Regions from separate parts of the Mus musculus genome. Here region 2 is linked to region 1. Evidence: chromatin loops called from intact Hi-C (ENCODE). Cell type or tissue: gastrocnemius. All regions are shown on one strand.

What was found. Hi-C counts contacts between places; a loop is a spot of excess contacts. Peaks named below come from ENCODE experiments on the same cell type or tissue, not always from the same donor. Only the 100,000 strongest peaks of a DNase experiment are listed, where the experiment ranks them.
Region 2: a loop joins it to region 1, with 2.0 times the contacts of the local background. A loop is called at or near these places in 17 of 42 quality-filtered maps.

Annotation. Positions count from the first base shown.
Region 1 is chr14:78,826,372-78,834,371 of GRCm38, forward strand. It overlaps the pseudogene Gm19098. Among named protein-coding and RNA genes, the nearest start is that of Vwa8, 19 kb to the right of the region's middle. In gastrocnemius, no CTCF peak of the experiment used is centred here; DNase peaks (open chromatin) are centred at 3,258 and 4,924.
Region 2 is chr14:78,741,633-78,749,632 of GRCm38, forward strand. No RefSeq gene overlaps it. Among named protein-coding and RNA genes, the nearest start is that of Dgkh, 13 kb to the left of the region's middle. In gastrocnemius, no CTCF peak of the experiment used is centred here; no DNase peak of the experiment used is centred here.

The sequences.
Region 1 (8,000 bases):
GAAACTTGTCTGTCTAACATTTTTGTTTTGTTTTTGTTTTTGTTTTTGAGACAGGGTTTCTCTGTGTAGCCTTGGCTGGCCTCGAACTCAGAAATCCGCCTGCCTCTGCCTCCCAAGTGCTGGGATTAAAGGCGTGCGCCACCACCGCCCGGCCATTTTTTTTTTTTTTAATCTTATGTTGAGGGATAGAATTTGTGCTGTTAGGCAGTTTCTAAGAGGTCTGCTGTCCACTGCTATATTGTGTGTATTGTATGTATACTTTATTTTGTGTGCATGTGTGTATATGTGTGTTCCTGGTGCCCTGGGTGAGAGCTCCTGAAACCAGAGTTATACAATGTTACCATATGGGTGCTGGGAACCAAACCTGGGTCCTCGGTAAGAGCACCTAGTGCTCTTAAAAGTGTGGGCTGATGTGGTTACTCAGGGAGGCTCAGACTTTTCTCATGGGCAAGACTTTGACAGTAGTTTGTATCTCTACCTCCCTCATGCTCAGGGGCCTCCTATAACCCACCCTCTTCCCTCAGGAGTCTCAAGATCTTTATTATTATTATTATTATTATTATTATTATTATTATTATTATTATATTAATTCAATTTTTTCTTTAAAAAAGTTTAATAGATGCTGGGCATGGTTGAGTTCCTTAATTGCAGATGGACATTTAATTGTTGGTTTTGTTTTGCTTACAAATCCAAATGATATGTTCTATAAGCCTTTGAAGGTTAATGGGAGATGCCCGTGGAAAGACTGTGAGAAGAGAACAAACCCAGGAGGGTGGAGTGCTATGGCTGATGCGTAGTGTACCTACGAGATACTTGTAGTGGGAGCGTGGTCTCCAGTACCGAGATGTAGGAGGGATCTTTAGATGGGTGTGTGTTTGTGTGTGTGTATACACACAGTTGGAAGGAGGCTCGCTCTCAGAAGGATAACATTGTCTTATGTCTGAAGGGGCTTCTAGTCTCCATCTGTCTTCTTGTCTCTCCGTGAGATTACTCTCTACCCTTCCGTGAACATGTGATGCCAGCTGCTAGCTGGCCTAATCCTGAGTCCAGAAGTGCTGATGAAATGCCCCCTTACATCCCTAGAGCTGTGAGCTAAATTGTTCTTTTTCAAAATACTTTATCTTATGTGCATGAGTGTATACATGCATGTGCTCCACGTGTGAGCCTGGTGCCATTGGAGGTCAGAAGACGATATTAGAGCACCTGAAAGTGGAGTTATGGGTGTTGTGAGCCACCTATAGGTGCTGGGAAACAAACCTGGGTCCTCTACAAGAGCAGCTAGGACTCTTAACCACAGAAGCACCTCTCCAGCAGTAAACCCTGTTCTTTATGAAGTAAAAGACACGGGGGAGGGCAGAGGAGCAGAGGCCACTGGCTTAAGTGGTGCTATCTAGCTCTGAAATGGGAACTTGAGAACAAAGAAGATGAACAAATACCTGACCCTGACCCTAGCCCTACCCTGTCCTGACCCGCCCTGCCCTGACAGATCTGCTTATGGAGCTGTGGGCCTGTAGACTTGGCTTGCTGGGACTGTGATCGAGGTCATAATGGGAGAAGCCATTACTCCATTTCTTCCACAGTTCTTTCTTTTCTCCTTTGAATTACAAAAATAAGTAGCACCTGTCAGCTTTGTGATTTAATAAAATAATACTAAAGGGAATCACACTTTTCTTTTACCCTACCATTCACTTGTCTGAGATAATCCCATGAAAGATCATTCCATCAGAAAGCATTCTTCAGAGTTTTACATTTTAATTTATTGATCATAATGGAGTCTCTGAAGCACCAAGGTACCCCCTGATGCATGGACCAGCACTTGGAACATGACCATCATGGAGTACTGGCTCCATGGAGCTCACGGAGCAATGGCTTGGGTATCATTTCCTTGTCAAGTTTTTGCCTTTATGAGGACCCTTCTTATGCAGCAAGTAGTCTTGGCTCTTCCTCAACAACTTAAAATTCACAAAAGGCTGGGTGACATTCAGGAGTCAGAGTCAGAGAGTCAGAGAGTCAGAGAGTCAGAGAGGCAGAGAGGCAGAGAGGCAGAGAGGCAGAGAGGCAGAGAGGCAGAGGCAGAGAGAGAGGCAGAGAGAGAGAGGCAGAGAGGCAGAGAGGCAGAGAGGCAGAGAGGCAGAGAGGCAGAGAGGCAGAGAGGCAGAGAGGCAGAGAGGCAGAGAGGCAGAGAGGCAGAGAGGCAGAGAGAGAGAGGCAGAGAGAGAGAGGCAGAGAGGCAGAGAGGCAGAGAGACAGAGAGGCAGAGAGGCAGAGAGGCAGAGAGGCAGAGAGGCAGAGAGGCAGAGAGGCAGAGAGAAAGAGAGGCAGAGAGGCAGAGAGGCAGAGAGAGAGGCAGAGAGAGAGGCAGAGAGAGAGGCAGAGAGAGAGGCAGAGAGAGAGGCAGAGAGAGAGGCAGAGAGAGAGGCAGAGAGAGAGGCAGAGAGAGAGGCAGAGAGAGAGGCAGAGAGAGAGGCAGAGAGGCAGAGAGGCAGAGAGGCAGAGAGGCAGAGAGGCAGAGAGGCAGAGAGGCAGAGAGGCAGAGAGGCAGAGAGGCAGAGAGGCAGAGAGGCAGAGAGGCAGAGAGGCAGAGAGGCAGAGAGGCAGAGAGGCAGAGAGGCAGAGAGGCAGAGAGGCAGAGAGGCAGAGAGGCAGAGAGGCAGAGAGGCAGAGGCAGGCAGGCAAATCTCTGAGATCGAGGCTAGCCTGGTTTATAGTGTGAGTTCCAGAACAGCCGGGATGATGTCTATGTACCCTGTGTGTGTAAGAGAGATTCTGTCAAAAAAAAAAAAAAAATCCTAAAAGTCATTTTGCAAGAAAATACCAAAGAGAATAAGATTTTTCACTTCTTAGCGTTTTAAAGTAAAAAAAGAAATAGAGGAGGAAAAAGAAAAAATGTGTTAAGGGTCTTCCTTCTCCCAAGTCATTTTCACTAAAATAAAGTACATGTAGGTGTGAATGCTGTCTCCCTGATGGGTAACTGCAGAGTTCCCTGGTGCCCCATTTCTGCACTTCTTTTTTCATCACACTCCTGCAGCCCTGGTGACAATTGTTGAGCCTGTCAAGCCCTTTTGTCTAGAAGAGGACCCACATCTACCAGTTTGTTCTGTACTTCAACCAAAATTAGAGGTTCAAAGATCAGTTTCCATGACTATTTAAATTACACTTGGTTTTGACAGGAACCATCAGGATAGCATTCTCAGTGGGGATCCTTAAACCTATCTTCATCATATGCCAGTTTATCCATGAGAGTCATGCCAGCTTCCTGGGGCTCATTGGAAGATGCTTTGCACCGATACTGCTAGGACCCTTATGAGTGTTAACAAACATATGGATAATAAGTCAAACCCTGGTCCATGTAGGTAATCCAGGCCAGACTCCTACAGCGCTAAATGAGCAAAAGTCTAGGATGTGACCTTTGGTTCTAATTGAAAAAAACAAAAAAAAAACAGCCCTACTCTCAAGGATGTGGCCTTTGAGGACATATTTGAAGCATTCCCCCTCAGAAACCTAAGGGGGGGGGTCCACAAAAAAATAAAGAGCACTCAAGTCAATGTGGTACACCTTGTCCAGGGACAAGGTCCTATTGGCACATAGTGAATAATGACACTGTTGGGAGCTGTGTTGGAAATCACTATGAAGCTCAGGGCTACAAAGTCGGTCTCGTCTGCAACTGAGACTCAGTTTTGTCTCAGCAGCTCAGATCTTGGTCATGCCATCTTGGAGAACCTCTTTCTCCTCCCACTTAAACGCACAGCATCTATAATATAAGACTATCCTGATGCCTTATGAATAAGCTGCCTTCACGTGGCTTTGGCCACAGAGATAGGTATTCAGGGCACACAGCAGTGATGATCTTTGAGGATGTCCTTGAAGCATAGCCCACCTTGTCACTGGTGCACCTTTTCTCCCTTGTAGAGTGGTTGGTACACAGGGTATTGACCTCTGCTTAGGAAGGGCACCTGAATTCTAGATTCTGCCTCCAGACCCAACTCAAGAGATAGGTTCCCTTTCACTTCAGGAGCACTTATACTGACCCATTGATGGTTGCATGGGAGAAAAATACTGTTTTTTTTTTTGTGGTGGTTTGAATATGCTTGACCAGGGAATGGCACTATTAGGAGGTGTGGCCTTCTTGGAGTAGACGTGGCCTTGTTGGTAGAAGTGTGTCACTGTGGGGGTGGGTTTTGAGCCCCTCCTCCTCGCTGCCCATGAGACAGCTTCCTGGTTTCCTTTTGGTGAAGATGTAGGACTCTTGGCTCCTCCAGCACCTTCTCTGGCTACACACTGACATGTTTCCTGCCATGATGATAATGGACTGAACCTCTGAAAGTATAAACCAGCCCCAATTAAATGTTGTTCTTTATAAGAGTTGCCTGGTCATGGTGTCTCTTCACAACAATGGAAAACCTAACAACAAGAGTTTTGCTCCTTAGAGATTATCCAGGGAAGTAAACAAAATTCATACGATGTTCTTCCCCTCTGCCACTTCCACTTGAAGGCCCACAACCTTCTCCTTTTCAGAGATGCCTACAGAAGCTGTTCACAGGGTACAGGGTGCATGCAGAGCCACCCAGAACAATGTGTCCAGATTTTATTGACACATTTCTCCTCCACAAGCATGAACGTGGTGGCTGGCACTTCTCAGACCATGTTCTTATGTGGGAGTAGTCAGTGGGTCCACACCTGCCCTTCATCCTTCCTCAGGCACACTTACCACCCAGTCCTTGTGACTTAGTATGTCCTTGAGTCCCAGCTTCATGAGCATCAGTTAATGGATGTCTGCTTAGCAGCTTGAAGAATGAAGAACAATTGTGTCTTAGTAGCCACATGGTTTTCTCCAATAATAGTGGTGCCTGCAAAGCCATCGCAATCTAGAGACAAAGCCAACTGACAGTCACACTGAGCAAAATAAGGTGACAGATGCCTGCGTTAGCTCTGCCACATACTCTGAGTTCCGCATGGCTTGTCTTAGTTGCCAAGGCAGCACCAAATTCACTCTTTAAGTCACTCAGCTGTCTCTTATCACACCACTGTCTCCTGAGGGTGTCATCTTGTCAGGTTCCATTTATTCTTAGCTTTGTCAGTTGAAAATCCTGGAGCTCTGTTCTTATTCACGGTGGCTTTCTGGAGGCTGCCATTCACAGTGATGTGCACTAGACCATTTCAGGGGAGCATGGACTTTTCATGCCTTGTCTCCCATTCATGTAACACATTCAATATGAACATGGAGAGAACATTCATGCCTTCCCTTCCATTGTCCTCCTGTTCCATCAGTACTGTCAAACCCAGCACTGTACTGCTTGCTCTGCAATACCCCTCATCTCAATTCAAGTGATCAGGTATGGACGAACTTATTCCTCCTCCCTTAATGAATAGGCACTGTGATGGCTACTCGTAGTTGTCAATGTGGACGACCAAAATGAACTACAAACCTGGATTGGAGAGCACACCTGTTATCCAGATCTTAAGGCCGGAAGACACAGGCTTTTGATTCAGGTCTCTAGGCATAGTGGCCATGAAAAGCTTAGGCTTAAGCTAGGTGGTACATACACACCTTTAATTCCAGAAGTCAGAGGCAAGCATATCTAGTGAGTTCAAGGCCAGCATGTGACAGAGCAACTATTGACAAAAGGAACACTCATTGCACATTCTGAAGACTCCAGCCAGTATCTTGACTAGCAAGCATACTTTGTAGTATTTCAGGAGGCAGGATGGGAATGTGAGACAGAAAGGAGAGCAGAACAATTCCCTAGGCCTTAAGGGGAGTGCCAAGGCAATTAGTTCTCTCAGGTATAATGCCCTCACCATCCCTGAGAGCCAGTGCAGGGAGTTTCCCAAGGGGGCCCGAGTGATTGGATTGGCTGTGAAGGCCACAGTCACTTCCTCTTGATCTACTGATCAATGATGCTAGAGTGTCCAATCAGGACAACTTGGTTGCATGCAGCTGAATTGGAGTCGCATGGCTGTTCAGAAAATCCCAGCAGCAAGGGCTATGTGATATCCACAGAAAGCAGGGATTTATGGGGGAAGAAGGCTGAAAGCAGATGAGGGGCTCACCCAGGAAACTATAATAGAGAGACTTGTAAAGAACTTTTGACACAATTAGAGAGTTTTCATTTGAACACCCCCCCAAAAGAGTAGTAATGAGTACAGTTATTTATCTAGAAATAGTGGTAAGTAACATGGAGAGGACTATAAGTGTACCCAGGCAAATGAAGAGAGCCATTCTCTTAGCCCCAGGCAAAACCTTATAACCAAGGGAAGTTTGTGTTAATAGTTACTGGCCTAGTGACTTCTACTGAAGAACAGTCCATATATATTGGCTCAGGGATCATGGATACTAGGAAACCCACAATATACAAATAACATCTCACCCCTTGCCCCATAAACAAATAAAAGTAACCAATGGCATCTCATGTCAAGACTTTTTGCATTCAACTCTTCAGTGTACATCTGCTGATTCAGGTTCTATTTTAAGCCTTGATCATATTTTCTTTGAAGTCTATCAGTAAGAAGGAAAAGGAACTGCTGTATATTAAGGATCTGAAATAGCAAACCTGGTGTGGTGACCCTGCCTTTGATTCTAGCACTTAGAAGGAGAAGGAAGAGTCTCACAGATCTGTGTGGGTTCAAGGCCAGGCTGGTCTACAAAGTGAATCCAGACAGCCAGGAATATCACAGAGAGACCTTTTCTTGAAAAACCAAACCAACCAACCAACCCAACCAATCAAACTACAACAACTACAACAACCAAACCTTGAAGTCACCAATAATGGCCTTGGACAGCCAACTTGGTGCTCCTGTGCTCACCGATGGTTTATGCCCCATTTTCTCATTGAGGAGTGTAAGGCAGTAGTTAGAGGAAAACTACTTCCTTTAGTTACCTTTCCTTCTCTGTTTCTAGTCCCATCACATTTTTAACTTCAAATGTTTTTGTGTCAAAGTCACAAAGGGACATCCCTGTCCTTCAGAATCTGGTTTTCTTTGAATCACAACCTTAAATTAATTTCGAATCCTCTCTTTTCTTCTTCTTTTCATTTTTCATCAACCAGTTGATAATTCCTCATCTGTGCGGCTCTTGGATTTAAACTCCTCTGTTGTCATATTTCCTTTTAGCTATTGTATGGGGTTCTTATATCTAATACCCTTCCAACATTTATTCCACCCTGATCTGTCCCAAACCCCCAACACTGGGTAAGAGGGGAAGAAGGTTAGAGAGGAAAGGGGTCATAGACTTCTTTAGACTACTTCCTGCTGATTAAGGATGGTGAGCTCCTTGGGAGCAAGTCTGATCTTTGGTCATCAAGATAACCAATTTTTCCTTCTTGTGACTTTGCTCATGACCACAGGCCCTCATGAGGTTCTCCCATTTATATTCTGTCCAGATTCCCCAGAATTAAACTCTCTGCTGCTAGTGCACTAAGCAAATCATAATCACCTACTGTGAAGCAGCCTCTTATCCCCACCAGGGATTAAACAAAAACATATTCACATAACATAACTGAGTTGTTTTTTTTTTTATGTTAAGGCTGTCCATTTTGACAACAGGGACTAAACAAACATAACTGGTTTTTGTTTGTTTGTTTGTTTGTTTTGTTTTTTTACTTTGAGGCTGTCCATTTTGAGAACAGAAATATTTCTGTTTGTTTTGCACAATCCTGTGTTTGTGCATATACAAAATGTAAAACAACAGATAGAAATAGTTTTTGGCAGCTAGATGTGGTGGTGCACAATTTTAATCTCAGCACTTTGGAGGTAGAGGCAGGTGGTTCTCTGTGAGTTTGAAGTTAGCCTGGTCTACAAAGTGAGTTCCAGGACATCTAGGAATGTTTTACAAAGAAATCCTATCTCAAAAAACTGTAATGATAAAACAATGAATAAATAAACTAATGAATCAATCAATAAATAAAGAAAATGATCAAATATATAGTTTTTTCTTTTTTCTTTCTTTCTTTTTTTTTTTTTTTACCAATATCTGATATATGGATAAATCTGTTTCGTTTAAC
Region 2 (8,000 bases), 85 kb before region 1:
AGAGGGCCTTTGAAACTTGAGGGCTGGGGAAGGCACTTCAGGAAGGTCCCCAAGCAGTCCTGGGCTGCATAGTAATGGCAGTGGAAATGGAAGACACAGCTCAACATTGGCAACTGTCCCTTAGGGGGACTTCTACTCACGGAAAAATGAGACTCTTAACTTACACCACAAAAGAGAAATTCAGGACAAGTCTGTATGAAGCAAAAATGGAGTTTACTGAGAACGACTGTGTGGGTGTGGGGGGGTGTTAGTTGTATATATCATGGTGCCTGTCTTGGTTACTTTTCTATTTCTGTGGAGAGAAACCATGACCAAGGCAATAAATAGAAGAAGGCGTCTACTGGGGCTCATGGTTGCAGAGGGCTAGTCCATGACTATTATGGTGGGGAGCATGGCAGCAGACAGGCATCAAGCTGTAGCTGTAGCTGAGAGTTTACATCTGATCCACAGGCAGGAGACAGGAAATGCTGTGGGCTTTTGAAACTCCTCCATTAGGCTACACCTCTTAATCCTTCCCAAACCAGGAACCGAGTATTCACACATATAGGGACTATTCCCATTCAAACCCCCACAGTGCCCATGGACTGCTCAAGAGAGAAGTTATCAAGGTCATATCTAAGTGTCTTAACAATAAACACACTCTCTCTCTCTCTCTCTCTCTCTCTCTCTCTCTCTCTCTCTCACACACACACACACACACACACACACAGAGTATTGTTGATCTCCCACCTGCCCGTTTCCCTGTAGCTCAGACTAGTCTCAAACTTGTTATGAAGCTGAAGACATTGACTTCCTGTCTCCATCCCCCTGAGTTTATGCTAGGTAAGTACTCTACCAACTGAACAAATGCTTATAAGCCTAACTTTTGTTTTGTTTTGTTTTGTTTTGTTTTGTTTTGTTTTGTTTTGTTTTGCTTTGCTTTGCTTTGCTTTGTAGATGGTATCTTATAGCTCAGGCTGGCCCTGGACTTGTAATTTTCACGCCTTTCCTGAGTCCTGGGATATCAGTCATGTTCCATCACGTCTGACTTAAAGAACTTCCCTTTAGTAAATGAGGTTATAAAGTGGTATGTCAGATATGTTGTCTGTGTTTAAAGACAGATAAAAGATGCATAGGCCAGAAAAGGTCAAAGGGATTCGTAATGTACTTAGGTTACAGTGTCAGCGCCTGCTTGGTGTGCGTGTGTACCTGTGTGTGGATGCATGTGTACAAATTTGTGTTCAAATTTGTGCTGAGGCAGGAGGACACCTCATGTATCATTCCTCAGGCACTGACTTGCCTGGCTAGCAAGTCCTAGGAGCAACCCTACCAGTCTTAGGGACCCCAGCCCCACTGCACCCAGGCCTTTTTAATGCAAATTCTGGGTATCTGACTCCCTTATTCTTGGGAGACCAGAGCTCTTGGCACTAAGCTAGCTCCCCAGCCCAAGGCAGGTGTTTTCAGTGTTTCAGCTGCAAATATGGCTCATAATCTTATTTGTGAGATTTTTCTCAGAAAATGCATTATAGTCATTTGCGAGCAGTTTGCTCTCAGCGACCAACGGAAATAAACCAGATTCCAAGACTAAAGGGCTTCCTTTCAGTCTCATGTCCCTTTAATATTCCTGCCTCAGTGACACCTGTTGGAGAATCAGGATGGAATGAATAATGTGCTAAAAATGCCTGATCCAGTTAGATGCGTTTTCCAGGCTAAAGGCTCCAGAAAGGGAAAAGGGGGGGGGGGGGGACGGGACTGTATTTTTGTTAAGGTTTCTATTGCTGCAGTGAAACTCCATGACCAAAATGAAAATTGGGGAGGGAAGAGTACTCATCACTGAAGGAAGTCAGGACAGGAACTCAAACAGGGCGGAACGCTGGAAGCAGGAGTTGCTACAGAGGCCATGGAGGGATGCTGCTTACTGACTTTCTCCCCATGGCTTACTCAGCCTGCTTTCTTATAGAACCCAGGGTAGCCGGGCGTGGTGGCTCACGCCTTTAATCCCAGCACTTGGGAGGCAGAGGCAGGCGGATTTCTGAGTTTGAGACCAGCCTGGTCTACAGAGTGAGATTCAGGACAGCCAGGACTACACAGAGAAACCCTGTCTCAACCCCCCCCCCCAAAAAAAAAAAACAACAACAACAACAACAAACAGAACCCAGGACTACCAACCCAAGTATGGTACCACACTCACAATGGGCAGGCCCCTCCCCCATCAATTACTATTTAAGAACAGGCTTACCTTCAGTCAGATCTTATGGAGGCAATTTCTCTTTCCTTTCCTTTCCTTTCCTTTCCTTTCCTTTCCTTTCCTTTCCTTTCCTTTCCTTTCCTTTCTTTCCTTTCCTTTCCTTTCCTTTCCTTTCCTTTCCTTTTCTTTTCTTTTCTTTTCTTTTCTTTTTCTTTCCGTGTGTGTGTGTGTATGTGTGTATGTATGTAGCCCTCACTGTCTTAGATTTGCTTTATAAACCAGGCTGGCCTCAAACTCAGAGATCCTCCTGCCTCTGCCTCCCAGGTGCTGGGATTAAAGGTGTGTGCCACCACACCCAGCTTGGAGGAAATTTCTTAATTGAGGTTTTATTTTTTTTCCTCCTTTCAGCTGATTTTAGCTTGTGTCAAGTTGTCATAAAGCCAGCCAGATTGTTAACTTTTTGTCACACAGATCAGCTGTGAGCAGTGTTCCTCATGATAAATGAAGGAAGCCATATACTATTTGAAATTGGAATGAGGAAGCCAATAGACTGACATGTTCCACATAAAACTCCATTTCAAAAGAACAACATTTTGGAGTCATCACAAGAGCCACGGGAAGTTATTATCATGGTCTCATGTTATAGAAGAGGATATAAAGTTTGGGGACTTAAGACACAGTGCTGGTTTGTGGAACTTTCAGCATGTAGAGACATCAGGAAGGAAGCCTGGTATCGTACACATTGGGAAGACTAAGGCAAGAAGGCTACGAGTTCCAGAGCAGCCTGGGTTACATAGTTAAACAGTGAGACTCTTCCTCAAAATAGGGAGAGGAGAGTCTTGAGGGAAGAGAGAAGCTCACAGTGGGAGAGGTGCCTAGCATGGATGAAGAACCGAGGACCTCAGAAGGCCAGGAGTGGTAGAACTACTGCAGGGGTTACCCTTTAGTAGCATAAGGAAGCAAGTGTTTAAGAAAGTAAGAAGGAGTCAGGCGAGAGAAAGAAAAAAAAAAAAAAAAAAACCACAACTCCCAAGAGAACTGGAGGATAGGGAACGTTATCTGCACAGGTTGAGGTCGAGAACTGTTTTTTTCAGAGCCGAGAGTAGAAAGACAAGGAAGAGACACACACACTGCCGTAAATGTCAACTGTTGTCAGGACGGACGGAGACTGGAATCCAGGATACAGCAGCTGCTTTCAGTACAAAGGTCTTACGCTGGCAGAGGCCAGTCTGTTTCTCCCCTTTCCCAGCCTCCTGCACAGGACACCCCCCTTTCGTGGACCGCCCTTCATACTTCCCTTTGGCTGCTTCCTGTGCCCTTGTCCCATGGACAGGGCCTGGCAGGTCCTCCTGCTGTGTCTCTGTCTCTCCTTCTCCACTTTGCCTCTGTTAACCTGGATGGGAACCTAGGAGGCCATCATTGATGGGCAGTAACAGGATCTGACCCAACTGGCAGCCCTTCTCACCTCTGCTCTAAGTGCTAGAGCCCAGAGCTAAGCTGTCTAGCATGTCACCTGCCCTCCACCACAAAGACACAGGTAGAAAGTGCACCTGGTGGACACAGCAGCAGGCTGGAATCCCTAGGATCAAGGACTTTCTTCCAGAGCGAGCCACAGAGGACAGTGTAGTGCCACCGACATGAACTGTCAAAACCATTTCACTGGGTTTCTGCTATTTGAGGGTGGGGGGAAACATCAAGAAAATGCCTCGATATATTCAAGTGTAGTGTCTTCAACAGTAAAAAGTTATTGAGCATGCACATTGATGCGGATCACTAACTTTGCCTCGCTCAGAAGTCATGCTCAACAGTTGTCATAACTTGTCCCACATTGTAGAATAAGAAATCTAGAGAATATGGCAAATGGTGACACTGAGGCTAACGTGGTCATTCATGTAGTGTTTTCTTTTCCTAATCTTTTAAATTATTTTAATGGCTGTTTTGCCTGCGTGTCTGTCCGTACATCACTCGTGTGCCTGGTGCCCTTGGATTTCCGGGAACTGGAGTTACAGGTGGTTGTGAGCAGCCATGTGGTTTCTGGGACTTGGAACTGAGTCCTTCGGAAGAGCATCTAGTGCTCTTATCCTCTGAGCCAACTCTCCAACCCCATTCTTTGCATAATTTTAAAAGATCTGGATAGTATCATATGTCTTTAATCCCAACACTCAGGAGGCAGAGGCAGGTGGATCTCTGTGAGTCCGAGTCCAGACTGCTCCACATCATGAGTTCTAGGCCAGTTGGGGCTACATAGTGAAACTCTATCTCCAAAAGAAGAAAAGTGGGAGTGGGGGAGGAGAAGAGAAAGAGGAGGAGGGAGGGGGGGGGGAAGAATGAGGATTAGTGGTAATGTTTTGGGAAAAGGTTTCATTAAACACATAGGTTGGCCTTGAACATGTAATCCTCCTGGTTTAGCCTCCTTGCCAATCAGCCTTGGCAGCTTGATAGCTCTGTGGTTCACTGGGTAACAGGACATGGAGAAACCTGAGGGGTTTGCCTCTCGGGGGCAAAAATCCCTAGTTATTTATAAATACCAAGAGGTCGAAGAGATATATCTATTTCTTTCAAGTGATATATGAAATATGTGTGTGTGTGTGTGTCTGTGTGTGTGTGTATTGTTGTGTTTGTTTTTTTAAAGATAGTGTTTCTCTGTGTAGCCAGCCCTGGCCATTCTGGAACTCACTCTATAGGTCAGACTAGCCTTGAACTAAGAGATTTATTTGCCTCTGCCCCCCTCCCCAAGTGCTAAAACTAAAGACATGCACCACTACCACCCAGTTTATAAATTATTTATATATAATTTATATTATATATCTTATATATAATATATAGTTTTATATAATGCACATATAAAATGTGGTATGATTATTAACCACAGTATGAAGGGGTGACGTAAGCAAGGGCACAGTGAGACGACCAATTTGGGCCACTCTATGGGTAAAAAGAAAGGATAATTGGGAACCAAACTGCCAAGACTGTCCTCTCGGGGCTGAGGGGGAGGGAAGAGAAGCAAACTGGCATTAAACATGAGCAGATTTTTTGTATGACAGTCAATAGCGTGGGGGGATTTGAGCTGAAAGACACTGACAACGAGACGAGACGCCTTTTCCAGAGATGGCTGCCCTTTAGGGGTGGATAAAGGGAACTTCCTGGTAAACAGAAACCCACTCTTAGGCTTCTCCTGCCAGAGTCCTTCTGTTTAGGACATTGTCACTAACACTGCCATTGGGATGGAGACTAGGGGTAGGGGGCACTTTGACCCTAATAGTGAGGAAGAGCTGAGCCTCAAGCAATGAACAGAGAGTGTATGGAAGGGGCAGGGGGAGCTTCAGATAGCAGTAAGACTCTTCCCATCTTCAGTGCAATGATAACAGTGGCAGTGGGCGAGTAGTTTAGTCTTTACCAATTCAGCAGCCAACTGAAGTTTATGACAACTTACTCTTTCCTGCCTTTATTACCTTGACGTTTTCAAAACTAAGGTGTATAGACACAATTTTTAATCTACTTTTCTCTTTGTGTCTTCCCCTTCCCTACCCTACCGCCTCCTTCTGTCTTTATGGAAAGTGGTGGGAACCAAGAAAGTGTTGTTGAAGAGGGGAGGCATTTTGAATGAACTTGGATGTCTCTGACTAACCAGTTTAGCCTCTGAGAAGGTCTAGAAATAACAGTTTCTCCAGGGTGGAGTGCAGAAGGCAAGCCAGGGCAGGCTTCGCCATTTCAAGAGAGTTTGGGGGATGAGGCTGGGAACTGAATTCAAACACAATATTTGTGCTCTTTAGTTTTCTAAGGAACTGCTTTGCCTGAGGAAAGGAAAGGGACTAAACAATTGCAGACTCAACTCGCTCATTGTTGGGATAGGATATTCTTGCCTCACAGCCCATAAATTACATTATCTATAACTAGACATCAAAATGAATGTGCATACCAAATGAACTTTTCCTAAAGAGAAATTTCTTGCTGGAAGTAGTGACTAGACCGCAGGATTAGTCATGTTGTTAAATTTGTTTAAGCATCTCATTAACAAGATGGGAGCTCTCCAAAAGCTTGTGGTTAAAAAGGTAAAGGGTCATTAACATTAAATACCCATACCAAAAAAATAAATAAATAAAAAGATTTACAAAATGAATATATTGATTATTTCATGCCGGTATTAAAATAGTGCCAGGGTGGGTTTCTAGGTGTATAGAAAAACACATACATTTCAATAGAAGTGTTGGACTGTGCCCGCTCTGGGTCACCCTCTTCAAGGTTCTCCTCAGATGGGAAGGGCATAAAGAATCAGTGAAGTGAGCCTCTACAGTGTCTGGCTGGGGTGGGGGTGGGGTGGGGTGCTTGGATGCAGCCTGGGCCGAGCTGGGCGGGGCTGGGCCGAGCTGGGCGGGACTGAGCCGAACTGGGCGGGGCTAAGGATGACTACCCTGGCTCGCTCTGTCTTGGAAGCAGAAAGGTTTTATTTGATCCTTCCCTTCATTACTCCAGTCTTGAGAGAGCAGCCCAGAGACCACAGTCACTTGCTCCACCACGGCTTTTCCCCAACGCTCTCTGCTCCTCATTCTTCACCAAGTCTTTATCTTTTCCCAGCCAGCACAGCCAGGTTTTGAAAGGGCACTAGCATCTTCCTGGTGGTCAAACCCACTTAGCTGACTTAACCTTTCCGAATGAGCTGACTCTGTTGGCTTTGCCCCACTTCCTTCCCCTTTGAAACTCTTTTTTCTCTCGATTTCTCTGTGAACAAACAACAGTGAGATTGTAGCCATCTCTTCTTCCTTCCTCGTTGGCTCAATCTTTGAATACAGATGCGAGCCAGTGTTCAAGTTCAGGGCCCTCTCTCACCTCTGTCTATTCTTCTGGGTTCTCCCGTGTGTCTTCAGTTGTCCTGCAAGTTAACGATAATGTGACCTGTGTTTCCAATCCTGTCTTCGTTCACCCTGCATCCTCATGGATGTGATGGGAACAAGAGATAGAAACTGGATCTGGCAATTTAGCAGGAAATGTCATTGGTTTTTGTCTTGGTCAGAAGCCAAAAATGGCAGAAAGGGCTTTGGTTCCTGTTCTGAGGTCTTGCTGTCTCTCTTCTCCTTTTCTACACCTAGGCAAGCACCACTGCCTAGGATCTATATGTAAAGATGTGACTGAAATTGAAAGGCAGGTGGCCACAGTGTTGGTGAACAACTGGCCAGCTCACCTCCCCACGCCCCAGTAGTTTCTGCCATAAGTCCTTGGAGGCCCCCAGTATTTTCTGCCATAAGTCCTTGGAGGCCCCCCAAACCAGCAGTTAGATGGGAACCCATTTCCAGGAACCCACTTCTGCTCCCCAGGAGCTCTGCTTGCTAGCAATCCTCACCTGTGAGCCGAGACCACAGCAGCTATTGTAAAGAAAAACAGTTAATGGGGGCTGGCTTACAGGTTCAGAGATTCTGTCCATTGTCATCATGGTGGGGAGCATGGTGGCCCATAAGGAGACATGATACTGCATGTTCTACATCAGAGTCTGCAGGCGCCAAGAAGAGAAGGTGTGAGCTACTGTTTCTGGCTTGAGTTTCTGAAACCTCAAAAACCCATCCCTAACAACACACTTCCTCCAACAAGGCTAGTTCCTAATGGTGCCACTCCCTAAGAGCCTATGGGTGCCATTTTTCATTCAAACCAGCACATAGTCAGAGCAAGGTTTCAAAAGCATAATTCAGATCACTATCAGTCGTCTGATTAGCATTTACCACTTACTATGTTTGTGAGGTTACCTGAAATTCTTCCATTATGAAACTCTCCAGGCCTTACCACAGACACTTTCCCCTGTTCTCTAATCGCAATGCCCTTTATGTTCTGTAGGTATCCCAAG